Linked DNA regions of Homo sapiens: region 1 is linked to region 2. The links are chromatin loops, found by intact Hi-C in ENCODE. Cell type or tissue: heart right ventricle. All regions are shown on one strand. Each heading gives the region's core, and the rest is flanking DNA. Links, peaks and the distances in the headings are about the cores only.

Evidence for each region. A loop is a pair of places that touch in the nucleus more often than their neighbours do. Peaks named below come from ENCODE experiments on the same cell type or tissue, not always from the same donor. Only the 100,000 strongest peaks of a DNase experiment are listed, where the experiment ranks them.
Region 1: it touches region 2 in a loop (2.1-fold over the local background); 22 of 110 quality-filtered maps call a loop at or near these places.

What each region holds. Positions count from the first base shown.
Region 1 is chr5:41,712,422-41,717,421 of GRCh38, reverse strand. No RefSeq gene overlaps it. Among named protein-coding and RNA genes, the nearest start is that of OXCT1-AS1, 160 kb to the left of the region's middle. In heart right ventricle, for the core only: no CTCF peak of the experiment used is centred there; no DNase peak of the experiment used is centred there.
Region 2 is chr5:41,832,704-41,839,332 of GRCh38, reverse strand. The region is part of intron 7 of OXCT1 (3-oxoacid CoA-transferase 1); the gene reads left to right. Among named protein-coding and RNA genes, the nearest start is that of OXCT1-AS1, 34 kb to the left of the region's middle. In heart right ventricle, for the core only: no CTCF peak of the experiment used is centred there; a DNase peak (open chromatin) is centred at 3,520; H3K27ac peaks cover 2,495 bases.

The DNA of each region.
Region 1 (5,000 bases), core at 1-5,000, 120 kb after region 2:
TGGCATTACAAGAAAAGTTTGGGTCACTTGATACGTACCACAGATCGGGGTCTAAAGCTGTGATTGCCCACCATTTCAGGATAAATGAATCCAGTGTAAGGACCACTGTCAAAAAATAAAAAAGGAAGGAAATTCATGAAGCTGTTGCTGCAGCTATGCTAGCAGGCACAAAATCCTTGCCCTTGTTGTGAAGTGCCTATTTATCTTGTATTATCTTGTATCTGTATTGAAAATGCAGCTTTATATGGGTGCAGGGTTGCATTATAGGAAAGGCATACATATAAACTCTAATATGATTTGAGAAAAAGCAAAGTCATTATATGTGACAACTTAAAGCAAAAAGAAGATGAAGGATCTAAAGCTGGAAAATTTAATGCCAGCAAAGGATGGTTTGATAATTTTAGAAAGAGGTTTGACTTTTAAAATGTCAAGATAACAGGAGGAGCTTCTGCTGACCAACAGACAGCAGATGAGTTCTTAAATGCCATTAAGAAAATCATTGAGGGGAAAGGCTATCTGCCTGACCAAGTTCTTAATGCAGATGAAAGTGCCCTATTCCAGAAAATCCACAAAAGAAATTTATTAGTAAGGAAGAGAAGCGAGCACTGGGATTTAAAGCAGGAAGGGATAGGCTAATTCTACTGTTTTATGCAAGTTCAGTCAGGTTTATGATCAGGATTGCCGTTACCTATAAAACTGCTATCCGCTGAACCTTGAAGGTAAAAAAGAAAATAAACATTTTATCTGAGGAATATGAATCTCCTCTAAATTATCAGGCCTAGGGAGGCATAGGAATGAGACACCAACTGTGTCCAACTTCCCCCTTGAGCTACATAATCATTACTTGAAGCTGCATGCTATGTGGACTCTAGACTGACTGATGACACAAATAGCTATAAACTAACCTAACAATCCCACATACTGGACACCATAAATCATACCCTATGGTTAAAAAATGTACAACAGTCACTAATAAATGCTATTTTTGTGAACCCATGAAGAATTCCTGACAAACAACTTTGTATTAGCCCACTCCTTGTCTCCCTTGTTTGCCCTTAAAAACCTACTGTAACAAAGGCTACATGGAGCACATATCCAAGGTTGCTTGGGTGTGAGTCTTCTGGGAAGCTTGTCCCATTTTAGTTGAAGTTTGAAGTTGTATTTGTGCTTCGGTTTCCTTCTTTAGGCCAATAAAGGGAAAAGATAAGCACCTGCTTCCAGTCTTCTGATTATACAACAAGATAGCCTGGACAGCAGGATCCCCTTTTCTGGATTGGTTTCATCAATGTTTTGTCCTTGAAGTCAGGAAGTACCTTGCCAGTAAGGGACTGCCTTTTCCAGTTCTTTTGATATTGGACCATACCCCTGCTCATCCAGAGCCCTGTGAGTTTAATACTGAAGGTGTCAAAGTGGTCCACTTGCCTCCAAACACAACATCTTTAATTCATCCTCTAGATTGGGGTCATAGGAACCCTTAAGGCTCATTATACATGCTACTCTATGGAAAAGATTGTCAATGCTATGACAGAGAAACCTGATAGTTAGAATGTTACATAAGTCTAACAGGATTACACCATTGATTATGCCATCCTTGTTATAGAAAAATCCATGAAAACCATCAAGCTCAAAATAATACATTCCTGCTGAAGAAAACTGTGTCTATATGTGCATGGCTTCACAGGATTTATAACAGAGCCAATCAAGAAAATCACGAAAGAAATTATAGATATGGCAAAAAAAGGTAGGGGGTGAAGTGTTTAAAGATTTTGTGAATCTTAGAGAAATTCAAGTGGTAATAGGCACCACAGCAGAGGAATTAACAGAATATGACTTGATAAAGATGAGTGCTTCTAAACCATGCCAAACTATGAAAAAGAAGACAGAAGAAGCAGTGCCAGAAAACAAATTGACATTAGAAAACTTGACAGAAGGATTCCAATTATTCAAAACTGCTTTTGACTTCTTTTATGACATGGACCCTTCTATGATACAGGCAATGAAAGTAATGCAAATAGTGGAAGAAGTATTGGTACTGTATAGAAATATTTTTAGAGAAAAGAAACAAGCAAAATGTCTGAAATTATGATGCATTTCCATTAAGTTCCACCAAGTGTGCCTGCCTCTCCTTCCTCCTCTCTACCTTCTCCATCTCTGCCACCTCTGCCACTCCTGAGATGGCAAGATCAATCCCTGCTCTTCTTCAGCCTACTCAATGTGAAGACCATGAGAATGAAAACCCTTTTGATGATCCACTTTCACTTAATGACTAATAAGTATAATTTATCTCCCTTGTGATTTTCTGAATAACATTTTCTTTTCTTTAGCTTATTGTAAGAATGCAGATATCATACACATAATATATAAAATATGTGTTACTAGACCGCTTATATTATTGGTAAGGCTTCCAGTCAACAGAAGGCTATTAGTAGTTAAGTATTTGAGGAGTCAAAAGTTATATGCAATTTTTTATTATACTTTAAGTTCTGGGATACATGTGCAGAATAGGCAGATTTGTTACATAGGTATACACGTGCCATGGTGGTTTGCTGCACCCATCAATCTGTCATCTACACCAGGTATTTCTCCCAATGCTATTCTTCCTCTAGCACCCCCACACCCTGACAGGCCCTGGTGTGTGATGTTCCCCTCCCTGAGTCCATGTGTTCACATTGTTCAACTCCCACTTATGAGTGAGAACTTGTGATGTTTGGTTTTCTGTTCCTGTGTTAGTTTGCTGAGAATGATGGTTTCCAGCTTCATCCATGTCCCTGCAAAGGATGTGAACTCATCCTTTTTTATGGCTGCATAGTATTCCATAGTGTATATATGCCACATTTTCTTTATCCAGTCTATCACTGATGGGCATTTGGGTTGGTTCCAAGTCTTTGCTATTGTGAATAGTGCTGCAATAAACATACATGTGCATGTGTCTTTATAGTAGCATGATTTATAATCTTTTGGGTATATACCCAGTAATGGGATTTCTGGGGTCAAAGAGTGATTGCATGAGGGGATGGCTTCCCTATCCCCCATGTTGGTCAAGGGTCAACTATAGTTCTCCTGAAGACTATACTTCAGAAGTACCCAATAGAAAGAAAAAGAAAATTCCTCTAAAAAGATCTCAGAAAGAGCTTCAAAGTAATGCCCCATTTTTTTACACACAGATGTCCCATATGTTGGAACCATTAGACACGGACATAGAAAAAGATAAATATATTCAAGAAAATAAATGATGAGGTGGATAATTTAACCAGAGAAATTCTAACATAATAAAGTCAAGAACCCAACATAGCCGAGCGCGGTAGCTCATGCTTCTAATCCCAGCACTTTGGGAGGCCGAGGCAGGCGGATCACCTGAGGTTGGGAGTTCGAGACCAGTCTGACAAACATGGAGAAACCCCATCTCTGCTAAAAATACAAAAAAAAATTAGCCGGGCATGGCGGCACATGTCTTAATCCTAGCTACCCAGGAGGCTGAGGCAGGAGGATTGCTTGAACCTGGAAGGCGGAGGTTGCAATAGGCCGAGATTCCACCATTGCACTCCAGCCTGGGCAACAAGAGCAAAACTCCATCTCAAACAACAACAACAACCCCAACAAAAAAGCAACAAACAACCAAAAAAACAAAACCGATATATGTGTGTAACAGTAAATGAGACAATGAAACACTATTAGTAAACTGAAAGATAGGATGATATAAAATATCCAGAGTGAAACATAGAAAAAATGAATGGATTAATAAATACAAAAAGTACCTATGAAACATGGTAAAAAGAAGGTCTAATAGCTGTGTAAAAATATTACAGAAGAAGAGGAGAGTGAGAAAGGGAGGGGCTAAAAGCTTTAATAGGTAAAATTTTGGCCAATTAATTTCCAAGATTATCAAAAGCACTTAAACCACAGATTCAAAGGAGCGCCGTCAAACCTAAGCAGAATTAAAAGCAAAAACAAAAACATAGGTAGTATATCAGGGGCCAATAGCTAAAAGCCAAAGACAAAGAAAGATCTAAAAACAGCCAGAGTGATAAAGACATACTACTCTTAAAGGAGGAAAAATAAAACAGAGAACTGACTTCTTTTGTTTAAAAATGCCTGTGCATGCAAGCCTGAGAGTTAAAAACTCCAAGGGGGATTCAGTCAAATGGGAGCTGTCACACTTTTGTGGCTTTTACCTTGAGGAGTTCACCAAGTTCTTACAGCAAACATCAGACAAAAATTTCCTCATGCTTTTGGTAGGGAAGGGGAGAGGAAGGCAAGAAGAAAGAATTATTTTGCAATATGCTAGAGAACTATGCTCTTCTTAACCAGACCTGACCCCAGAAGAAACTCCAGAACCAGAGCCTAACTTGCTGGGATATTATCAGAAACTAATTGACCTCAGAAAAGGAAATACCCAATTCCAGCCTACTCTAGTTGTCCTGTCTCCCTAAAGGGATAGGGGAGAAACTGAGAAGCACTTGTGTAGTTCACAGTCCAGGAACACAGGCTCACTTAAAGATTGAGACCTAAGCAAGCATGGGTCTATAGAATGTTTTCCCCTGCCCCTAAACCTTAGCAACACATTACTAAAAGCCCATACAAAGCAGTTCCTTTTACCTGGTCCATCATATCTGGTTATCAAGAAAATATTACAAAACATACTAAAGGCAAAAAAAAAAATCCACAAGTAGAAGAGGCAAAAGAAGCATTAAAACCAGAATCAGATATGGCAAGGATGCTGGAATTATTAGAAAGAAAATTTAAAACAACTATAGTTAATATGCTAAGTTCCCTAATGAATAAAGTAGACAGAATGCAAGAATAGGTGGGCAATGTAAACACAGAGATAAACATTCTAAAAAAAATGCTAGAAATAAAAAACACTGTAACTGAAAGAATAATGTCCTTGATGGGTTTACAATAGACTAGGTATGGCTGAAGAAAATATCTCTGAGCTTGAGGATATATCAACAGAAACTTCCAAAAATGAAAAGAAATGAGAACAAAGACTTGAAAAAACA
Region 2 (6,629 bases), core at 695-5,694:
CTGTATTTCTGTAAAACTGTCAGAAACCAGTATTTCTTTCCAGAGTACAGAGGGGCGTTATGCATTATCCTGGGTGAAGTTCTCTTTAAAATTTTTCCTGTTATAATCTGGTTCTTTTCAGTTCATCTCATTTCTTACAAGAGCAGAAAATAACCTTGTGTTGAAGAATCATTGCAGGTATTAGGAAAGAGAGGCTCTCTTTTGGCCTAAGGAGAGAAAATCCTTTAACTAAGCCTGCAAATGTAATAAAGGCTTCCCTCCTGTGTCCCGGAACAGACATCTCTGATGGATCACAGAATGCTTTCCTGGTAGGCCGAGACACACATTAGGGTCTCTTTCAATACAGTAATGTGCGCAACCACTCCTAATTCACTACACTCTCCAGTATGGTAGCCACTAGCCACATGTGACTTATAAAATTAAAATTATGGCACAGTGGCTCAGGCCTAATTTATCGCAGCACTTTGGAAGGCTGAGGCAGGTGGATCGCTTGAGCCTAGATGTTCAAGGGCAACATGGTGAAACCCTGTGTCTACAAAAAATTAGCCAGACGTGGTGGCATGTGCCTAAGTCCCAGCTACCCAGGAGCTGAGGTCTGAGGATCGCCTGAGTCCAGGAGGTCAAGGCTGCAGTGAGCTGTGACTGTGTCACTGTGGCTCCAGCCTGGGCCACACAGTGAGACCCTGTCTCAAAAAAAAAAAAAAAAATTGACTGAGAAATTGAATTTACCTTTATACTAGTCCCATATCAAGCAAAGCTACATGTGGCTAGTGATTACTGTATTGATTAGCACAAGTAAACATTATCATTGCAGGAAGTTTTATTGGACAAAGCTGGATTAGAAGGATCAAGAATAATCTGTTATACTAGTACAGGAACATAAGCAAAACAGCTCTTTGGACTATAGGATTATTGTAAGCCTACCCCTGACACCTGTTCATAGTAGAAACATATAGTATACATAGTAGAAACATGACCATAGATTGAATTGTAAGAACTGTGCTCTCAAAAGTGGAAAATAATTTGGAATTGGGGTTAGTGCCTAGATTGGGCATTTTCTGATGTGAAACTCTGTTTTGGCTTTGTGATTTGTATTTTGAGTCCAGTGAGTACCCTGGACCTCCAGCCCCCTGTTCTGTGCTATACCCTATGCACTCCGTTACCTGCGCTGGCCTCCAGGTTGCTATGACTTTTCAAGCCCTATCTTGCTTTCTTTTATGGGAGTCATAGTGGGATGGATGATTATAAGCTGGTCTCTGAAGTGCAACATTTAAGAGGAATCTTCAGGGATCATTAAGTTAACTGCATATTCTTCTGCATGCAAAATGCCAATAATGTTAGCTACTATTCAGGCATTTATGATGTATTAGTCACTACCGTATTCCTTATGTGCATTATTTTAAATTCTCACAATAGTCCTATGAGATAGGAATAATAATTATCTTTATTTTAGAGATGATGACTTTAAGGCATAGAGAGGTTAAGTTATATACCCAATGTCACACAGCTTAGGTGGAACCAGGAGAGACCCACAGAGAAACTGATTCCAGGCTGTCTACTCTTTTCCATTATGTAATGAAATGCTTCCATGTTATCTATCAATGGATGCTTTAAACTCTTGGAAGATATTGAATCTCCAGAAGTAGTCCATTTCATTGCTAACTATTAGATACAAGCAAATAAGGAGTTTTTTTTTTTTTTTGCCCAGCTTATTTTTCTATCCCAGACCTTCCTTGACAATTATTTCAATTGTAGTCTTTTTTTTTTTTGTTCTAGTACCATCTACCTTAGAGATGTCTTTGAGAAAGGCATCATCCTGTGTTCAGTGGCCCCGTGCATTCATTCAGTCTTTCTCTTGGACTCTTTTCATTCGATTGTCTAGCCTCTTTGACCTTTAAGCTTTTTACATATTTCTCTAAATGTGGTGACTGAATGTCTGTTCTAGTACTATAGTATCTTAAGCAGTGGGAGGCATAACAGTGTGACTACACCCTATATAACATAGTCAACGGCGTCTTTTTTTTTTTTTCTTAAATAAAGAACTCTTAGCTCATCTCCTTTCTTTTGAATTGTGGAATCTGGATTAGAGCTTGTCTCCTAAAGCTCTGTGCCAGCATCTTCCCACTCCACAATGCTGCATCTTCTCAACCTTTCTTCTCCCTGGTGATTTGAGTTTTGACTTGAGTTTTAAAGAGGATAGAACTATAAATATTTAAAGTACTAAGATTCCCTTAGGCATCTTAAATTTGTTTTGGATTTAGAAGCAGGGTGGCAAAGGAACATACATCTTGCTTTTTTGTTTATAATTTTTAAATTATATAATTTACAGCAAATGTTTTACATCAAGAAGTAAATGAGTATGTTTATTGTGAATTTAAAAGAAAATCAAATTGTCCTTGATGTTACTTATTTCTAGACTCTGCAAAAGGGAAACATTAGTCCTTTTTGGCAAAGTTTTGTTTTCAGATGTGTTCTAGACCAAGGGCCCCAACCCTCAGGCCATGGACCTGTACTGGCCCATGGTCTGTTAGGAACTGGGCCGCACAGTGGGAGATGAGTGGTGGGTGAGTGAGCATTACTGCCTGAGCTCTGCCTCCTGTTAGATCAGCCCTGGCATTATATTCTCATAGGAGTGGGAACCCTGTTATGAACTCTGCATGTGAGGGATCTAGGTTGCTCGCTCCTTATGAGAATCTAACTAACGCCTGATGATCTGAGGTGGAACAGTTTCATCCCAAAACCACGTCCCTGCCCAACCCCCATCTGTGGAAAAAGTGTCTTCCACAAAACTGATCCCTAGTACCAGCCAAAAAAGCTGGGGACCACTTTTCTAGATAAACTTATGAGTTGTGTAAAACCATAGAGGTGATCACTTATGTCTGTTTTTAACAAAACCAATATGAACATTACATTCATATTTCTTAAAATGTGCAGCCATTTGCATGCTTCCCCACAAAGTTGTGACACAGTTGATGCTGGCTGTATCTTCCTACCCCTCTTATGGACCTAGGTAGCTACTTGGGAAAAATAGTGCACATGGGCGCATATTGCCACACATGCTAGAGAGATGTTTCTCTTTTCAGTCCAGACAGTGTTATTTCTGGACCTCCCTCTCTTTGAGTGAGGGTGAAGTCTTCCCTGATAAACTTTACAAGTTCAAGTGCAAAACCAGCCAGGGAATGACTCTTGGGTGTTGCCTTCCATGTGTATGACAAGGAGTAGCAAGGACTCTTGAGTCTTCCAAAGGGAACTAATTTGGCTGTTTCTCAGGAGGAATCCTGTTATTGTGTTAAGCTCTCAACTCCCTATGAGCCCCTCTGCTAGTCTTCTGTGTGCATAACCTACCATCTAAGTTTCTCTGGAAATGGCCTATTTCTGTTTTTTTTTGAAGGAGCCTGTAATAGAAAACCTATGGGGAGGGATGAGAGTGCTTCACTCAGGAGACTGTTGATGCTTTGTCTCCTGCAAGCAGCCTGGCATGCACGTGCTGTCAGAAAAGGTCGTCTGACTCAGCCACTGAAGCTGCTGAGGCTGCCTGTGACTGAAATAACCTCACTGCTGTGGATTTCTTTGTGCTGTCAGGCTTGTGCCATGGCTAGTTTACGAGACAGCAAAGGTTTACCCAAGGCCCTTTCAACTATTTTAGTTAACTTCAGCTTTCAGTCAAAACAAGTACATTTATCATGACATAAATATAATTACTTTTATTGTATTTATATTGTGGTATGTTTGCCTGTAAAAGAATTGCTTAGATGATACGATATTTGGTGCACACAAATATTTATTGTAGCCTGTGTGGTTTATGAATCACAATATAAATTGAATATCGGTGAACCCATCTAATATAAGAATTAGAGGTTAATGGACATATAGAAAATTATTTTCAAAAGTGATATTCTAAGACTTATTTATAAGAGCCAGGCTTCAGGGAGCTGTATCTTCTGTGTTCTATACTGGTGCCTGGCATGTGCCATTGTTTTAAAATTTTTAAATTTTTGTGGATACATAGTAGGTGTATATATTTATGATTATTGGGCTGTTCAGATTCTTAATTTCTTTCTGGTTCAATCTTGATAGGTTATATATGTCTAGGAATTTATTCATTTCTTCTAGATTTTCCAATTTATTGGCATATAGTTGCTCCTAGTAGCCACTAACGACTCTTTGAATTTCTTATGAGTTTTAATGTCCCCTTTTTCATCTCTGATTTTATTTGGGTCTTCATCCCTACCCCCACCCCCACCGTTGTTAGTCTGGCTAAAGGTTTGTCAATTTTGTTTATCTTCTCAAAATACCAACTTTTTGTTTCATTGTTCTTTTGTATTTTCTTCATTTCAAATTTATTTCTGCTCTGATCTATATTTCTTTTACTAGTTTTGGGTTTGGTTTGCTCTTTTCTAGTTCTTTAAGTTACATCATTAGGTTATTTCTTTTTCTTTTTTGATGTAGGCACTTATAGCTGTAAATTTTCCTCTTAGTAATTTTTATCTGATGAAATGTTCTGTAGATCTCTATTAGGTTCATTCTGTAGTGCAGATTAAGTCCTATGTCTCTGACTTTTCTTCCTGAGAAATCTGTCAGTGCTGAAAATGGGGTGTGGAAGTCTCCAGCTGTTGTATTTTAATCTGTCTCTCTTTAGCTCTAATAATATTTGCTCTATGTATCCGGCTGCCCCAGTGTTGGGTGTGTATATATTTATAATCATTGTATCCTCTTGCTGAATTGACCCCTTTATCATTATATGATAAGCTTCTTTGTCTCTTCTTACAGTTTTTCTCTTGAAATCTATTTTGTCTGATGTAAGTATAGCTACTCCTGTTCTGTTTTGTTTTTTTTTTTTTTTTTGTGGGTTTCCATTGGCATGGGATATATTTTTCCATCCCTTTATTTTTGGTCTCTGTGTAGCTTTATAGGTGAACCATGTCTCTTGTAGACAACAGACCACTGGGTCTTAACTTTTTTCATCCATTCAGCTACTGTGTCTTATTGGAGAGTTTAGTCCATTTACAGTCAATGTTATTATTGATAAGTAGGGACTTATTCGTGCCATTTTGTTTTTTGTTTTCTGGTTGTTTTGTGGTCTTCTTTCTTCTTTCCTTCCTTCCTGTCTTCCTTCTAGTGAAGGTGATTTTTCTTTGGGGTGCTTTGATTTCTTGCTTTTTATTTTTTATGAATCTGTAGTTTTTTTTGTATTTGATGTTAGCATGAGGCTTGAAAAGACTGTCTTATAACTCGTTATTTTAAACTGATGAAAACTTAACACTAATTGCATAAACAAATAAGCAAAAAGAAAACTAATACAAACTCTATGCTTTTTTTTTTTTGAGACGGAATTTTGCTCTTGTTGCCCAGGCTGGAGTACAGTGGCATGATCTCGTAAGTAGCTGGGATTAAAGGTGCGCACCACCACGCCCAACTAATTTTTTGTATTTTTAGTAGAGACAGGGTTTCATCACGTTGGCCAAGTTGGTCTCGAACTCCTGACCTCAGGTGATCTACCCACCTCGGCCTCCCAAAAGTGCAGGGATTACAGGCATGAGCCACTGCATCCAGCCAAAACTCTACACTTTTACTTCACCCCTATGCTTTTTAACTTTTTGTTTCTCTTAATTTCTTATTGTGCTATGTCTTAAAGTTATTGTAGTTATTCTAATTGGTTCTTTAGTCTTTATGCTTAAGAGTGTTTACACACCACAGTTGCAATGTTAATAATATCCTGTGTTTCTATGTGTGCTTATTATTACCAGTGAGTTTTGTATCTTCAGATGATTTCTTGTTTGCTCATTAACATTCTTTTTTTTTTTTTTTCAGATCAAAGAACTCCCTCTATCACTTCTTGTAGGACAGGTCTGGTGTTGATGAAATCCCTCTGATTTTGGTTGTCTTGGAAGTTCTTTATTTCTCCTCCATGCTTGAAAGATATTTTGCCATATATACTATTCTAGGGCAAAAGTTTCTTTCCTTCAGTCCTTTAAATATGTCATGCTACTCTTTCCTGGCTTGTAATGTTTCCACTGAAAAGTCTGTTGCCAGACATGTTGGAGCTCTGTTGTCTGTTGTTTCTTTTCTCTTACTGCTTTTGGAATTCTTTATCATTGATTTTTTGGGAATTTGATTAACTCGCAAAAGGTAGCTTTGGAGGTAGTCTTCCTTGGGTTAAATTTGCTTGGTGTTCTATAACCTTCTTGTACTTGAATGTTTATCTTTCTCTAGGTTTGGGACATTTTGTTATCCCTTTGAATAAACTTTTCTACTCCTATCTCTTTCTCTACCTCTTCTTTAAAGCCAGTAACTCTTAGTATTGGCCCTTTCGAGGCTATTTTCTAGATATTGTAGGTGTGCTTCATTGTTCTTTATTTTTCTTTTGTCTCCTCTGACTGTATTTTCAATAAGCCTGTCTTCAAGCTTAGTGATTTTCTTCTGCTTGATCAGTTCTGCTATTTAAGAGACTGATGCATTCAGCAGTATGTCAGTTGCATTTTTCAAATGTAGAATTTCTGCTTGATTCTTTTAAATTATTTCAGTCTGTTAAATTTATCTGATAGAATTCTGAATTCCTTCTTTGTTATCTTGGATTTCTTCGTGTTTCCTCAAAACAGCTGTTTTGAATTCTGTCTGAAAGGTCACAT